Regions from separate parts of the Homo sapiens genome. Here region 2 is linked to region 1. A link is a loop called in an ENCODE intact Hi-C map of the cell type or tissue named here. Cell type or tissue: dorsolateral prefrontal cortex. All regions are shown on one strand. Links, peaks and the distances in the headings refer to the core of each region. The heading gives the core; the rest is flanking DNA. Region 1 overlaps LOC105378833 (a long non-coding RNA gene). Region 2 has its middle 110 kb from the start of LINC01364.

Region 1 (2,922 bases), core at 144-2,643:
AATCTCTAGGACCAACCAAGAGGCCAAACAGATAATGGCTGGTATTTTTCAGCTGTTTTCCACCCCCCTCCCTCATTCTTTCTCAAACCAAAGTGCCACTTCTGCTGAGGATAAAATTATCCTCATTTATACTGTTCTGTAAGTAGTAAAGAAACTACTAGAAAAGTTCTACTAAAAAGTAGAACTAGAAAGAAAAAAAACTCTGCTCATTGAGTATCTGTGACCTGCCAGGTGCTTTTTTCCATGAGATCTGTCCTTGAAAAGGGGCTAAATGGGGCCGGGCGCGATGGCTCACACCTGTAATCCCAGCACTTTGGGAGGCCAAGGGCCATCCTGGCTAACACGGTGAAACCCTGTCTCTACTAAAATAAAAAAAAATTAGCCGGGCATGGTAGCGGGTGTCTGTAGTCCCAGCTACTCAAGAGGGTGAGGCAGGAGAATGGCGTGAACTCGGGAGGCGGAGCTTGCAGTGAGTCGAGATAGCTCCACTGCACTCCAGCCTGGGCGACAGAGCAAGACTCCGTCTCAAAAAAAAAAAAAAAAAAAAAATTTTGAAAGAGCCTAAACCAAACAGCAGACAATATAAAGGGAGAGAAATTAAGATTGCTTCCTAACATTGACCAGGCCTTGCTCAGGCTGGCCTGCCTGCTTGGGCGTCTGGGTTAGGAAGTGTTTTCTCAGCCCATCCTGCTCTCAGTCCTGAAACTGAACTACGTTTAAGTCTTTCCATTAGTCTTTGATTGTATTTCTTGGTACACACAAAAATAAGAAATATGCCCTTGCTCTTATTTTGTGGTAAACACAAGTTCCATGTGGTTTATGTCACTGACAACCTTTTATCTAAAGATCCTTGTTAATATTTGAGTCTATGGATGGATTTGACAAGACCTTTAACAGTTTAGAGAAAAGTTAGTTCTTCATACCAAGATACTGGTGTCACCAATTCTTTTTCTTTCTACAACCCTTCCCCCAACCCCCAAAGGAAGTGAGGCAGGGTGGGGACTTTGAGGCCAGCCCCAGGCCCACTTGTTGTGTGTGGCAAGGTTTGGAAAATGAAAACCAGAGGCATCTCAAAGAGCATTCTGTTTGGGCTCTGGGGCAAGCCTGGGCACTCTGCCAGAGCAGCTGGGAACTCTGGTGAGGCACTTTGATGCAAATGCCCAGCTGGGCCCAGTTCATTCTTTATTTACCCCACAGGGCTATCCATAGGGTATTTGTTCTCTGTACCACTAGAACACATGGAGACCATCATCCTCCTGCAATATACACTGAACACTGACAACATGCCAGATGACGGAACCAGGATGGCAGGACACAATCCAGGTAAAGCAAGGTCCTTGTAGTGAGAGAGCCCTAAGGCTGAATCCTGGCTCCCAGACTAATAGCTGTGGGCAAGCTACTTAACCTGTAAGCCTCAGTAAACTCATCTATACAACACAGGTAATGCTCACTTTATTGATGGGAAGCTTAATGAAATAAGGAATATGAAGATATTGACACAGTGCTTGGCTCCTAGTAAGTAGCTCAATAAAAGAAAGTTATGATAGTCAAATAATACTTTCCACCTGCTAGCACTGGCAAAGATAATGCTCTGGAAAGGCTCTTCATTGTGTTCTTTTCTCTTTAACATTTGTCCATCTAAGCACAGTGGCTTGGTTGGCAGTACCCTAATGTGGGGTTAACAGCATCATTAATTCTGAAAATTTTAAGGTTATCTTATACCCAAGCAGAAGGACAACAAAGGCCCTTTTTAGTTGATCATTTGCCATTTGTCCTTAACTGACCATGTCCCTACTGATGAAGTTCACATATTCAGATAACACAGATGTTTTTGAAAGTCTATTCTCTTGAGAATAATAAAACAGGTATTGTAAGAAATGTTAACATCATTCTTGTCCTAAGAAGATCTTCCTGAATTATCCAATTATGTGCCTGGATTCTCTGTGGAGGTTTGACAGGCGCAGTCCCAGTCCCAAACTTGGTGTGGAATCAACTTCTCCCTGACCTTCTGTACTGAGTAGGGGTATATAGCGGTAACCTCCAAGAAAACTGCTCAGAAATGCCCCAGTGTGAGGCTGAGCATGAGTGCAGAGTGCTCACAATTGCTGCATTTGATGAGTTAAGTTTATACCCCTGACTGTCTCAGGACACTCTCCATCTTCCAAATGTACCTCAGTAATAATGCTAATGATTGCAAGTAGCACCTTTCTTGTATCTCATTTATTTTTACCCCAAATTGTGAAAGCTTGAAAGAATTTACTGACTGCTTGGATTTTCTGACTAATTGGGGTAACTCTGTGTTATAGCCATTAGGAGATTTAAATATAGCTCTTCTTGAGCAATACTCTTTATTGGATCCCCTGTTATCCTTTAAATATCTTGGTGTGCAAGTGGATAAAATTAGAAAGAATTTGTTTGCTTTAAATTACCAACCTCTGCTTGATAAAACTATTAGCGATTTAGCTAATTGGACGGCTCTTCCATTATCATTAATTGGCAGAGTTAATACTATTAAAATGGTTGTTTTATCTAAACGTTTGTATTTATTTCAATGCTTTCCCATCAAGCCACCTAAGAATGCTCTAAAGCTTTGAATTCTGCAATTAGTTTTGTTTTATGGGCTACAAATAAGTTAAGATTAATCTTAAAACAACAACCACTCTAGCAGGCCAAAGGATTATTTCTTCTTTATGAAAAGTTGGATACATATTGGACTTTTTTGATCAGGCTTTGTCCATTGTTTTTAGATATCCTCAATAAGAAGTGTCACAGTCCAAAAGAAATTGAAAAGTGATTCTTGTTAATATTCTTTATCTTGTAAAAACGTTACAAGGGAACTTTATTTCCCACTTATATATGTATTCAATCACCCATTCATTCAGCAAATATTTATTGTGAATTTCTTATATGCACCAATCACTA
Region 2 (2,922 bases), core at 257-2,756, 68 kb before region 1:
TTGTTAAAGAGGAAACATTTTTTTACAAATAGAAATATTATTTATTTAAATATCTATTCTAAAGCAACAAGAGCTGTCATGTTTTACAGTGAAACCCTGTAGGCATTTCCATTAAAATTTAAACAAAACAAGGATGTTCATTATAATTGTTATTTAACATTATTCTGGGAGTTCCGGTCAATAAAATAAAAATGAAACATATATAAAAATTGCAAGCAATGAAAATCATTATTTTCAATGGTATATTTATGCACAGACAGCTCAGGAGGATCAAAGGAAAAACTTTAAAATTAATGAAGTCAATAAAGAAACTACAAACTAAACAAAAATACTATTAAAAAATTGTCCACATTGTCCATATGCCAACAATAACCAGTTGTTTTAAACAATGTGAAATCATAATAACTATTTATATAAGAATCTATTCCCAATAGCCTCCAAAAATATAAAATAATAGAAATAACCTGAACAAGAAAGAATGCCACATTCATGAGGACAAATTCAGTACCTGAGACATGCAAAAGAAAATATTTAAGAATAAATAAATTACATGTTCCTAGATGGAAAAAAGGAATTCTGTAAAGATATTAAATATTTCCAAACTGAGTTGCAGATGAAACTAGATTCTAACTATATTCCCATTAAGATTTTAGGGCAAAGACTTGATAAAATAATTTTTAAATGTATGTGGAAGAATATCACATGATGACAACAAGTTTCTAAAAATAAAGAGTAACAAGGTGGGACTCATCCTTCTAAATATTAAAATATGCCATAAAGCTACAGTAAAAAGTTCAACAAACAAATAAAAACAGAGTGAGATTACAGAAAAATTAGCAGGTAGTGCAATGGAGAAAAACAGAAACCAGAAACAGGTTTGGAAACCAGTGGAGAAAGGATGGTGTTGAGTCAACTGTTTGTTTGTTTGTTTTTCTTCAAAACAAAACAAAAAACTTAGAACGGTTCTCTTATACCAAATAATTTCTGGATGGTAAAAGTTATACTTTTAAAATAAAACCATAGAATCTAAAGTAAAATATAGGTGAAAGTCTATTTATCGGGTTGGCAAAGACTTCCTAAACACAAAATCAAGATGGAATAAGTCATGAAGGAAAATAAGAATAGATTTAACTGCATAAAAATAAAAATCTGTATATCCCAAGTCATTATAAATGATATTAAAAGACATTCAATAACTACAATAAAATATTATTTAAAAAATAACGGACATATTCAACTATAGAAGACAGCATCAGGTAGAGTTTACAAGTCAAGCTACAATTAATGTGCAAAAAAGTTAATGTGTTATTTATGATGTAGAATAGATGAAGGATGATACAGTGAAGTGGCTAGGAGCAAGGGAGCAAATCCCAGCTCCCTCACTTGCGAGAGGCTTTCATCATGCCTCAATTCCATCATCTGTAAAATGATAACAATAATACCATGACCTCACAGGGTTGTTGGGGGAATTATATGAGAAAATGCAGCTTGATCCAGAATAAATACTAAATAAATGTTAGCTATAGTAACATTAGTTGAGGTATAGGGCTATAACTATTAATCATTACATTTTTTTCTCTTGACTCACTATCTCCCCTCATCTAAGTTAGGAGCAAGTTGAGAGACAAATACAGGAATCCAGCTGATGAACATCTATCTATAATCCTAAAGGTTGACTAAACTGCATTAGAGAAGCAGCTCAACCTGTGGCTACAAGCCTACCACTTTTCCTTCAGAATTAAACACTTCCATCCCCAACTGCAGGCCTGCCCTCTGCAGGAGCAAGAACATGCCAGAATAAGTGAGTCTTGACAGAGAAGCTGGCCACATGGTGGGGCCCAACTAGCCATTCCAAGGAGACGAAACACAAGCCTCAGGGTGTCGCAGGATTGCTGTGGAGAGTGACTGAACTGACACCTCTTTCCATCTCAGCAGCCAGAGGAGTCACTCTGCCTTTGGAAGGAAGGAGGGAGGGGATTCAGAGAGGTGACAAATGACGGTTCCATTTATATGTCTCCTTCCTGGTCATTGAAGAAGGGCCCCTCCCTCACAAGGAAAACACGAGGTGAGAGGGCTAAATATTCCCTCTCATTGTCTGGAAAAAGTTTAATACGAAGCATTTGCAAAGGAATATTTTGCAGCCATTCAAAATTATGTTTTTTTGAAAGAATGTTTATTTTTTGCCTCAGGCTCCCAAGTAGCTGGTATTACAGCTGCGTGCCACCATGCGCAACTAAGTTTTGTATTTCGAATAGATACGAGGTTTCGCCATGTTGGCCAGGTTGGTCTCGAACACCTGACCTCAAGTGATCCTCCTGCCTTGGCCTCCCAAAGTGCTGGGATTACAGGCATGAGCCATTGCGCCCAATGACAAAATGTCTCTTAACATTAGAAAATTGTCACAATATAATATGGAGGGATTGAAGGGACCATTGTACCATCTCTACCATATTGGCAGAGAAAAATATTGAAAGAAGTACACTAAAATGTTACAACTTGATTACCTTTTGGCAGTAGTCTTATGGATGATTATAATTTTGTATAGTTTTCTGTATTTTTGAAATCTTTCACAGTTTTTTTACTTCAATATTTAGAAATAAAGAAATATGACTAGTTAGTAGCTTCTTAAGACAATTTCAATCCCTCAAACTAACAAGGCCCTAATTTAAAAGGACTTAAAGTGCATGATTTACCCTTGGCAACAGGATTTTAGACATGTGTCTGGAAGAAGAGGTTTTTTTCCCTTCGTTTCTATATCCATATCAGTGTATTTTTACAAGCATGCATTACTTTTGAAAATAAAATATAAGCTATTAAAATTTGCATTTTAAAAAGTATTTAAAATATAAACTTTTGCATCAAGAAATGAGAGAAACAAAGCAAAGTCAAATATATATATATATACATAAAAACTTCAAAGTT

The links. Hi-C counts contacts between places; a loop is a spot of excess contacts. Peaks named below come from ENCODE experiments on the same cell type or tissue, not always from the same donor. Only the 100,000 strongest peaks of a DNase experiment are listed, where the experiment ranks them.
Region 2: it touches region 1 in a loop (2.0-fold over the local background); 1 of 110 quality-filtered maps calls a loop at or near these places.

What each region holds. Positions count from the first base shown.
Region 1 is chr1:87,409,193-87,412,114 of GRCh38, reverse strand. The region is part of intron 3 of LOC105378833 (a long non-coding RNA gene); the gene reads right to left. Among named protein-coding and RNA genes, the nearest start is that of LINC01364, 39 kb to the right of the region's middle. In dorsolateral prefrontal cortex, for the core only: no CTCF peak of the experiment used is centred there; a DNase peak (open chromatin) is centred at 1,114; H3K27ac peaks cover 1,883 bases.
Region 2 is chr1:87,477,318-87,480,239 of GRCh38, reverse strand. No RefSeq gene overlaps it. Among named protein-coding and RNA genes, the nearest start is that of LINC01364, 110 kb to the right of the region's middle. In dorsolateral prefrontal cortex, for the core only: a CTCF peak has its summit at 1,786; a DNase peak (open chromatin) is centred at 1,799.